2 separate regions of the Homo sapiens genome follow, and region 2 is linked to region 1. A link is an interaction called in ENCODE POLR2A ChIA-PET data of the cell type or tissue named here. Cell type or tissue: CD4-positive, alpha-beta T cell. All regions are shown on one strand.

Region 1 (5,000 bases):
GAAACCCCGTCTCTACTAAAAATACAAAAATTAGTCGGGCATGGTAGCACACACCTGTAATCTCAGCTACTCAGGAGGCTAAGGCAGGAGAATTCTTGAACCCGGGAGGCGGAGGTTGCAGTGAGCCGAGATTGTGCCACTGCACTGCAGCCTGGGAGACAAAGCAAGACTCCGTCTGAAAAAAAAAAAAAATAGACCAGTGAGTGGATAAACAAAATGTGGTATATACATACAATGGAATATTATTCAGCCTGAAAAAGCAAGGAGATTCTGACACGTGCTACTACACGGATGAACGTTATGAACATTGTGATAAGTGAGATAAGCCAGACACAAAAGGACACATCCTGTATGATTCCACTTACATGAGGTCCCTAGAGTAGTCAAATTTGTAGTGATAGAAAGTAAGATGGTGGTTGCCAGGACCTGAGAGGAGAGGGGAACGGGAAGTGAGTGTTTAATGGGCGCAGAGTTTCAGTTGGAGAGTGTGAAAAAGTTCTGTGGATGGGTGGTGGTGATGGTTGCACAACAGTGCGAAGGTACTTAATGCCACTCAACTGCACACTTAAAAATGGTTAAGATGCTACATTTTAGGCTAGGTGCGGTGGCTCATGCCTATAATCCCTGCACTGTGGGAGGCTGAGGCAGGTGGGTAGCTTGAGCTTAGAAGTTCAAAACCAGCCTGGGTCCAGGCACAGTGACTCATGCCTGTAATCCCAGCACTTTGGGAGGCCGAGGCAGGTGGATCACCTGAGGTCAGGAGTTCGAGACCATGCTGGCCAGCATGGTGAAACCCCGTCTCTACTAAAAATACAAAAATTGGCCGGGCATGGTGGTGGGCGCCTATAATTCCAGCTACTCAGCAGGCTGAGGCAGGAGACTCGCTTGAACCCAGGAGGCGGAGATTGTAGTGAGCCAAAATCATGCCATTTCACTCTAGCCTGGGAGAAAGAGCGAGACTCTGTCTCAAAACAAACAAACAAACAAACCCCACCAACCTGGGTAACATGGTGAAACCTTGTCTCTACAAAAAAAATACAAAAATTAGCTGGGCGTGGTGGTATGCACCTGTAGTCCCAGCTACTTCAGAGGCTGAGGTGGGAGGACGGTTTGAATCCTGGAGGTGGAGGCTGCAGTGAGCAGAGATGGTTCCACTGTACTCCAGCCTTGGCAACAGAGTGAGACCCTGTCTCAAAAAAATATGCATTTTAGGTATATTTACCCCACACACACACATACAAATAGGCCAGTGCAAGATGAGCCAGAAGAGAGCTGCTTCGTTCAGTCTGAGTGACTAAGAGTGATGATGCCATCCACCCAGACAGGAAGCAGACCGGGTGAGCGGGTTTGTGGGGAGAGATGAGGTCAGCTCTCAGAGGTGACAACGCTCCTAATGATCAAACCCTCAGTAGAGGCCCACTGTGCCCGCATGGGAGGTGCTTTGCCCCCACCTCCCTCAGCCTTGCAAGGTGAAGGCTCTTGCTTTCATTTCACAGGGAAGCTAACGGTGTTTAGCCAGTATGACCCAGATTTGTCCAGCCCACTGTGCCTGTCTGGGTTCGGGTGCTGAGGGCCATTCCTTGTGATGCGGCCAGCAAGCAAGGGGCGACCTGGAGCTGAGAGAGGAGGTGAGAGTCAGAGGAGCTGCAACATTTCCTGCACTGAGATCCTGGTAAAGCCACAGGCATGGCTTGGCCCCCGCAGGAAGGAAGCAAGAGGGAGAGAAGGGGGAAGCCCTACATGTAAGACACTCTCTCTACTGAGTCCTGCCGATCACAGCAGCTCCTCCTGGAGAAATGTCCACCCCAGTGTCGCCAAGTTAAGACCTCGGCCTTGCTCAGCACCTGCCCAGCAGCTGATGCTAGGACCTCTGCCAAGCATGAGGAGAGGAGCCAGCTCAGAGTGACTCATTGTACATCAGCCTGGCTCCATGGATCCGGATCAACGCCCTGGACCTCACCTGGCAGTGAGGAACCAGTGGGAAGAGAGGTGCGTGCTGGACTCCACTGGACAGCACGTAGTCTCTCGGTGGAAGCAAAGACACCAGCCTTGCACCGAGCCAGCCCAGCCAGGGAAGAGTGGAGAGGAGGCAAGGCTGGGGGCTGGTGGGTGACTGTGTAATTCCCAAGCCAGGTGAAAATCTGTACAGGTTTTGAGGAGGAGGTCACTTCTCAGCTCCAAATAATAGAAGCATCCAGAAGGAAATAACCAGAGGCTTCTGCCAATTGATCTGGAGACTGGGAAAAGGTCCCACAGTTATTAATAACCTCTGTGTTCTGGGAACTGATTTCATGCACCAGACAAAGGGATTAAAAAGTTGCTGGTGAAGGCAAAGTGGTTTCAGCCAAAGCTCTCCTTTCTGTCTCCCAATAAATGAGCATTTTTCTCCACAGAAACCCTTAGAGCTGATTGGCCCTTTGACAAATCTGGTGAGCTGGGAGCTGTGTGGCTGATTGGCATATTTTGATAACCACTCTGTCGTCGTGAAGCACTTTCTTCCGGCAACCCCCATTTCACTCGCTCTGAGTATGGGGGTGAAAACAGTTGCTTCTGTAGCTTCTGAAAAAAAGCTGAGGATGGAGCCCACTCCTGGCCTGAGCCCTTAGAAGCATGTCCTATAGGAATCCTGGAAGAGAGACACTATATTAATTAATCCTTCAAAGTTAATGCAATGAACTTCAACTCGTACAACAGAGTTGTGGTGATGCTGTTACACAGCTGCCCTTCACAGGTATTGGGCCCACTCAGTAAGGGGATACAAATAAATAGGTTAAGATCTGAGAGACTGTTAGAGAGACGGCTTCCTGTAGAGACAGTGTTAGAAACCACAGTCAGGGCTGGGCACGGTGGCTCACGCCTGTAATCCCAGCACTTTGGGAGGCCAAGGCTGGCGGATCATGAGGTCAGGAGTTCAAGACTAGCCTGGCCAACATGGCGAAACCCTGTCTCTACTAAAAAAAATACAAAAATTAGCCAGGCGTGGTGGCAGGTGCCTGTAATCCCAGCTACTCGAGAGGCTGAGGCAGGAGAATCACTTGAACCTGGGAGGTGGAGGTTGCAGAGAGCCAAGATTGTGCCATTGCTCTCCAGCCTGGGCGACAAGAGACAAGAGCAAGACTCTGTCTCAAAACAAACAAACAAACAAACAAACAAACAAAAAAACCAAAGTCAGCACAGTTAGTTTGCTCACTTACTAAACTATGAGCAACTTGAAGGAAGGGTAAGTGTCTCACCCATATCCATACCCATATCTGACAGTGCCCATCAAGATTAGCTGCTTTGTAAATTAATAATAATTGAATGCTGTTGTGACATGGTGTTATTTCAAAAGACAACCAGCCACTACTTACAACTCCATTCCTGTGATAATATATTTCCTGGTCTCAGCCAAGGAGATAAGAACTGAAACTGCCTTTGCAAAATTATGACTGAGACAGTGAAAGAGATCTAACTTCACCGACTCCATCTTCCTTCTAACTTCTAAGCTATCCTTGTTCTTTCCTGGGCATAGGCTAAACTAACTTTGGGAGAAACTTAGTTTATAGTTTAAACAAAGATGGTAACAGCCCTTTCCCAAGCTGACCTCCTTCTTGCCTGAGGACTAGATTGCCTTTGTAGTACTAACACTAGCTACAAGATTAGAAATTGTGGTTTAGGAGTCATGCAGCTGGAGGCTACAAGATTCTGACCCTCCCTACCCTGCTCCTAAGATCAGTGCCTGAGATATTCTTCAGACCCTGCACTTGATGGATCAGCTGGCACCACCCAGATCAATAAACTGGCTCATCTGATCTTGTGGTCCCCATCCATGAACTGACTCAGCACAAGAAGACAGCTTCCACTCCCTATGATTTCATCTCTGACCTGCCCAATCAGCACTCTTGGCTCACTGGCTTCCCCTCACCCACCAAATTATCTTTAAAAGCTCTGCATGGCCAATGCTGGGCACGGTGGCTCACACCTGTAATCCCAGCACTTTGGGAGGCTGAGGCGGGTGGATCACGAGGTCAGGAGATCGAGACCATCCTGGCTAACACGGTGAAACCCCGTCTCTACTAAAAATACAAAAAATTAGTCTGGCGTGGTGGCAGGCGCCTGTAGTCCCAGCTACTTGGGAGGCTGAGGCAGGAGAATGGCGTGAACCCGGGAGGCGGAGCTTGCAGTGAGCCGAGATTGCGCCTCTGCACTCCAGCCTGGGCGACAGAGCGAGACTCCATCTCAAAAAAAAAAAAAAAGCTCCACTCCCCGAATGCTTGGAGAGACTGACTTGAGTAATAATAAAGCTCCAGTCTCCCGCACAGCCAGCTCTGCGTAAATTACTCTTTCTCTATTGCAATTCCCCTGTCTTGATGAATCGGCTCTGTCTAGGCAGTGGGCAAGGTGAACCTCTTGGGTGGTTACAGAAGTATCTCTTGTCTTTGTTCCCACCTGTTCCCATTGGTGGGATCCCCAGTCCCCAAGCACAGTCAGGAGCAGATCTTTGCCAGGCTCTGTGACTCACTCACAGCCCAACACGGGTCAAGTTCACAGTTCGTCTGTGCACTCAGCACATGCAAAGGTAAATTATTCTTTCCTATCCCTATTCCTGCAGCCCCTTTGTCTACTGATATAAATGTTGACCAGAGATTTTCTAACTCCCTCTCAAAGCCTCCAACCTAAATTACTGTAAAAGATGCTTAACTGGCCTTTGGTCCCTTTCAACCTATTTTCCTTTCTGCAGTGAGAGTGCTTTTTTTTTTTTTTTTTTTTTTTTTAAGACTGAGTCTCGCTCTGTTGCCCAGGCTGGAGTGCAGTGGCGCAATCTTGGCTCACTGCAACCTCCTCCTCCCAAGTTCAAGCGATTCTCCTGCCTCAGCCTCCGGAGTAGCTGGAACCACAGGCATGTGCCACCATGCTCGGCTGATTTTTGTATTTTTAGTAGAAACAGGGTTTCTCCATGTTGGCTAGGGTAGTATCGAACTCCTGACCTCAAGTGATCTGCCTGCCTCGGCCTTCCAAAG
Region 2 (5,000 bases), 160 kb before region 1:
GGAGAATAATTGCAAACGGACTTTAAAATAACAAGTCAGGCCGAGTGTGGTGTCTCACGCCTGTAATCCCAGCACTTTGGGAGGCCAAGGCAGGCAGAGGCAGGCGGATTGCCTTAGCTTAGGAGTTCAAGACTAGCCTGGGCAACGTGGCGAAATGCCACCTCTACGAAAAAATACAAAACTTAGCTGGGCGTGGTGGCATGCACCTGTGGTCCCAGCTGCTCTGCTCGGGAGGCTGAGGTGGGAGGATCACTTGAGCCTGGGAGGCGGAAGTTGCAGCGAGTGGAGATCGTGCCACTGCACTCCAGCCTGGGTGACAGAGAGACACCTTGTCTCAATAAATAAATTAATTAAATTAAATAACCAGTCTTATTATGTCTAAGAAGAAAAAACACATGATTAAAGTTTTGGGTAGAGAAATGACAACTTTTAAAGTTACATAGGTTAAACAAATAATACAAGAGAAAATTAAATACTCAATGCATGGGCTCTTTTTCCTAAGTGCACTGTAAATACATGAAGAGAACTAAACAGGAAACTAAGTCTGCAGAAAAAATCCAGAATAAAGTAAAGAGAAGCAAAAAGATGGAATATTCAAAAGAATAGGCAAGAGAGAATAGAGAGAAAACATCAAGTTTAAATGGAATTTAAAAAGAAGAAATGAGAGACAATAGGTAAAAAGTAACGGCTGACATTCATTAGAATTTTTTTTTTTTTTGGAGATAGGATCATGCTCTGTCACCCAGGCTGGAGTGTAGTTGCGTGATTTCGGCTCACTGCAACCTCCATCTCCCAGCTTCAAGTGATCCTCCCGCCTCAGCAACCTGCCCCCTCCCCAGTAGCTGGGACTACAGGCGCGTGCCAACACACCACCCAGCTAATTTTTTGAGCTTTTGTAGAGGAGAGGTTTTGCCATGTTGCCCAGGCTGGTCTTGAACTTCTGGACTCAAGCGATCCGACTGTGTTGGCCTCCCAGAGTGCTGGGATTACAGGCATGAGCCACTGCACCCAGCCCTATTTTATTAAAAAATAAAAAATAAATACTGTTGGTAAAGATGTAGAGAAACTGGAACTCTTGTATACTGCTGGTGAAGTGTAAAATGGTAGAGTTGTTGTGGAAAATGGTTATAGCAGTTCCTCAAAAAAGATTAGGGCTGGGCACAGTGGCTCACGCCTGTAATCCCAGCACTTTGGGAGGCCGAGGTGGGCAGATCACGAAGTCAGGAGATCGAGACCATCCTGGCTAACACAGTGAAACCCCGTCTCTAGTAAAAATACAAAAAATTAGCCGGGCGTTGTGACGGGCACCTGTAGTCCCAGCTACTCGGGAGGCTGAGGCAGGAGAATCGCATGAACCTGGGAGGCGGAGCTTGCAGTGAGCCGAGATTGTGCCACTGCACTCCAGCCTGGGCGACAGAGCAAGACTGTCTGAAAAAAAAAAAAAAAAAAAAAAAAGATTAAAAATAATATTACCATATGATTCCAGCAATTCCATTTCTGGGCATATACCCAAAAGAAGTAAAAGCAGAGTTTCCAAAGACAGTTGTAAACCCATATTCACAGCATCATTATCTACAGGAGTAAAAAGGTGGAAACAACTGAAGTGTTGATTGACAGATGAATGGATATACAAAATGGAGTCTCCTGGTCTACCCATACAATGGAACTTTAGGCCTTTTCTGAAACACTACAACATGGATGAACCTTGAAGGCATTATGTGGAATAAAGTAAGCCAGTCACAAAGACAAATATTGTCTGGTTCCACTTACATGAAACACCTAGAGTAGTCAAATTCACTGATACAGAAAGTGGACTGGTGGCTGCCAGGGATTGTGGAAGGGAGAAATGAGAGTTATTATTTAATGGCTACAGGGTTTCAGTTTTACAAGAGAAAAACATTATGGAAAGAGACGTTGGTGATGGTTGCATAATTCAAATGTACTTCATGCCGCTGAATTGTACACAAAACTAGTTACATGGTGAATTTTATGTTCTGTATGTCTTACTACAATTAGAAATAACTTTTAAACAATAGCTGATGGTTATGAAGCTTGTGTTATGGGGCAATAAAAATGCTCTAAAATTAGATAATGGTGATGGTTGTATAACTCTGTGAATGTACTATAAACCACTGAATTATACACCTTTAAAAAGAATAAAAGGCCGGGCACAGTGGCTCACACCTGTAATCCCAGCAATTTGAGAGGTCAAGGCAGGCAGATCGCTTGAGCCCAGGAGTTTGAGACTAGCCTTAGCAACATGGCAAAATCCTGTCTCTACAAAAAATACAAAAATTAGCCAGGCCTGGTGGCACAAGCCTGTAGTCTCAGCTACTCGCATCGCTGAGGAGAGAGGATCGCTCGAGCCCAGGAGGTTGAGGCTGCAGTGAGCCGTGATCTTGTCACTGCACTCCAGCCTGGGTGACAGATCAAGATCCTGTGTCCAAGAAAAAAAAAAAGAGAGAGAGAGAGAGAGAAGCAATACCTGAAGAGATAATGGCTGAAAATGTTCCAAAAACTGAAGAAAAACATCAAGCCACAGATTCAAGAAGCCCAGTGTATCACACCACACTAAGGAAAAAGAAACCCAAACCTAGATACATTAGCTACATTGTTTAAAAGATGAAAATTAAGACCAATACTGCCAACAATAAAGAAATGCATCAGCAAAGTGAAGAAAGACAATTACTAATTACCAACCTATAATTCTATGATCTGTAAAATATACCTTTCTAGAAAGTGAAATAATTCTCATACAAAAACTAAAAGAACTTTTCAATACTTATCTTAGAAGCTATCCATTCTTTTAAATTCAATTTTAGTGACTGTCCTGGTGCTACTGGTTTAACAATAAATCATTCCATGTAACTTGCCATATTAATAACATGATTTTCCCCTTTATTATGTTAATCACCGCAAAAGATACAAAGCATCTGAGAAATTGAACATCCACTGCATTCATGATTAAAAATTCTTAGCAGATTAGGAAGAGAAAGATTCTTCCTTAACTTCATAAAGGATATATTTTTTTCAAACCTACAAAAAGCATCACACTTAATGATGAAATGCTGAAAGCTTTCTCTCTGAGACTGGAACACGACAAAAATATCCACTGTACAATTTCTGTTCAACATTATATCTACAGTCCTAGCTAACTAATTTTGGCAAGAAAAAAAAATAAAAGTGGCCAGGTGTGGTGGCTCAGCCTGTAATCCCAGCACTTTGGGAGGCCAAGGCAGGTGGATCACCTGAGGTCAGCAGTTTGAGACCAGCCTGACCAACATGGAGAAACCCCGTCTCTAATCAAATACAAAATTAGCCGGGCGTGGTGGTGCATGCCTGTAATCGCAGCTACTTGGGAGGCTGAGGCAGGAGAATCGCTTGAAACCGGGAGGCAGATGTTGCAGTGACCCAAGATTGCGCCATTGTACTCCAGCCTGGGTGATAAGAGCAAAACTCCGTCTCAAAAAATTTTTTTAAAAAAAGTATGAAAATTGACAAAAAAAGATTATCATTCTGAATGGAAAATACAACTGCGTAAAAAAAAAATCTAGAAGGCGCTAGGCATGGTGGCTCATGCCTGTAATCCCAGCAATTTGGGAGGCCATGACGGGCAGATCACGAGGTCAGGAGATGGAGACCATCTTGACCAAGATGGTGAAACCCCATCTCTACTAAAGATACAAAAATTACCCAGGCATGGCAGTGGGCACCTGTAATCCCAGCTACTCGGGAGGCTGAGGCAGAGAATTGCTTGAACCCAGGAAGCAGAGGTTGCAGTGAGCCAAGATTGCGCCTCTGCACTCCAGCCTGGGCGACAGAGCAAGACTCAGTCTCAAAAAAAAAAAAACTACAAGATCTAAAGGTGCATTATAAAATTAAGTTTTGCAAGACTAATACAAAGCCAATATATATGAAAAAAATTACATTTCTATTCTCATAATAAGCCAAAAAGGAAAGTTAAAAATGTTCCTATTTTTAATTTTATAAAAATAAACACCTAGGAATAAATCTAGCCAAAATAAATATCTGCCCAAAAAGCTATGTAACAATTTTTAAAATTTTTTTAAGATAGCTAAAATAAACGGAAAGATAAAACTATAGGCTGGAATACTCAGTACTGTGAAATTTTCAGTTCTCCCAAATTGATCTAAACATTCAATAACATTCCACTAAAAACCCTAATAAACACAAACATATATTTTTTTAAGAACTAAATAAGTTGATTCCAAAATACGTGTGATAATACGAATGGCAAGGCACTCTTTTGGTTAAACAAGGTGATAAAACTTGCTCCCCGTGGATATCAAGATTTATTACAATATCACAGGAATTAAGACAATGTGCTATCAGTTGATGGACAGACACACCAACAGACAGGATAAAGAAACAGATTCGGGCCTATGAGGGTATTTTATGACAAAGCAGGCATTACAGAGCAGTGACAATACGGCTACTTTTTAAATTGATGCCCCTGGATCAACTGAATATCTACATGGATTTAAAAAGAAGTTGACTCCTATCTCACACCCTGCACAAAAATGAATTCCTGATAATAGATAAACGTGCAGAAAGCAAAGCAATAAACCTTTTAGAAAATAACATAATAGCTTCAAGATCCCAGGATAGAGGAAAATATCAGGACACAATAAACACAAACCATAAAGGACAAGATTGATGAACTGGACCAAATTAGAATTAAGAACTTTGGCATATCAAAACCACTTAAGAAAGTGAAAGTCAAGTCACGCTAGAAGAAGATATTACAAAACAAATAAGCAACAACAGGCTTGTTTCTAGAATATATAAAGGTGCTCTACAAAGCAACTGATAGGCAAGCCAGTAGAAAAACAGGCAAAATATGTGAAGAGGCACTTCACAGAAGATACCAATGGTCAACATTCTAAGAAAAGTTGTTCAATTTCTACTAGTCATCAAGGAACTGCAAATTAAATGAGACACTACCGCACACTCACAATGGCTAAAACGGAAAAAGACCC

The links. ChIA-PET counts read pairs that join two places held together with the same protein. Peaks named below come from ENCODE experiments on the same cell type or tissue, not always from the same donor. Only the 100,000 strongest peaks of a DNase experiment are listed, where the experiment ranks them.
Region 2: POLR2A ChIA-PET joins it to region 1 with 6 read pairs; 31 of 35 experiments call an interaction of 5 or more read pairs at or near these places.

Annotation. Positions count from the first base shown.
Region 1 is chr2:121,698,238-121,703,237 of GRCh38, forward strand. All of the region lies in intron 2 of NIFK-AS1 (NIFK antisense RNA 1), which reads left to right. Among named protein-coding and RNA genes, the nearest start is that of NIFK, 36 kb to the right of the region's middle. RefSeq lists enhancers at 1,461-1,580, 1,738-2,237. In CD4-positive, alpha-beta T cell, no CTCF peak of the experiment used is centred here; DNase peaks (open chromatin) are centred at 1,354, 2,464 and 2,793; H3K4me3 peaks cover 845 bases; H3K27ac peaks cover 1,879 bases.
Region 2 is chr2:121,534,948-121,539,947 of GRCh38, forward strand. All of the region lies in intron 2 of CLASP1 (cytoplasmic linker associated protein 1), which reads right to left. Among named protein-coding and RNA genes, the nearest start is that of RNU4ATAC, 6.6 kb to the left of the region's middle. In CD4-positive, alpha-beta T cell, no CTCF peak of the experiment used is centred here; no DNase peak of the experiment used is centred here; H3K4me3 peaks cover 344 bases.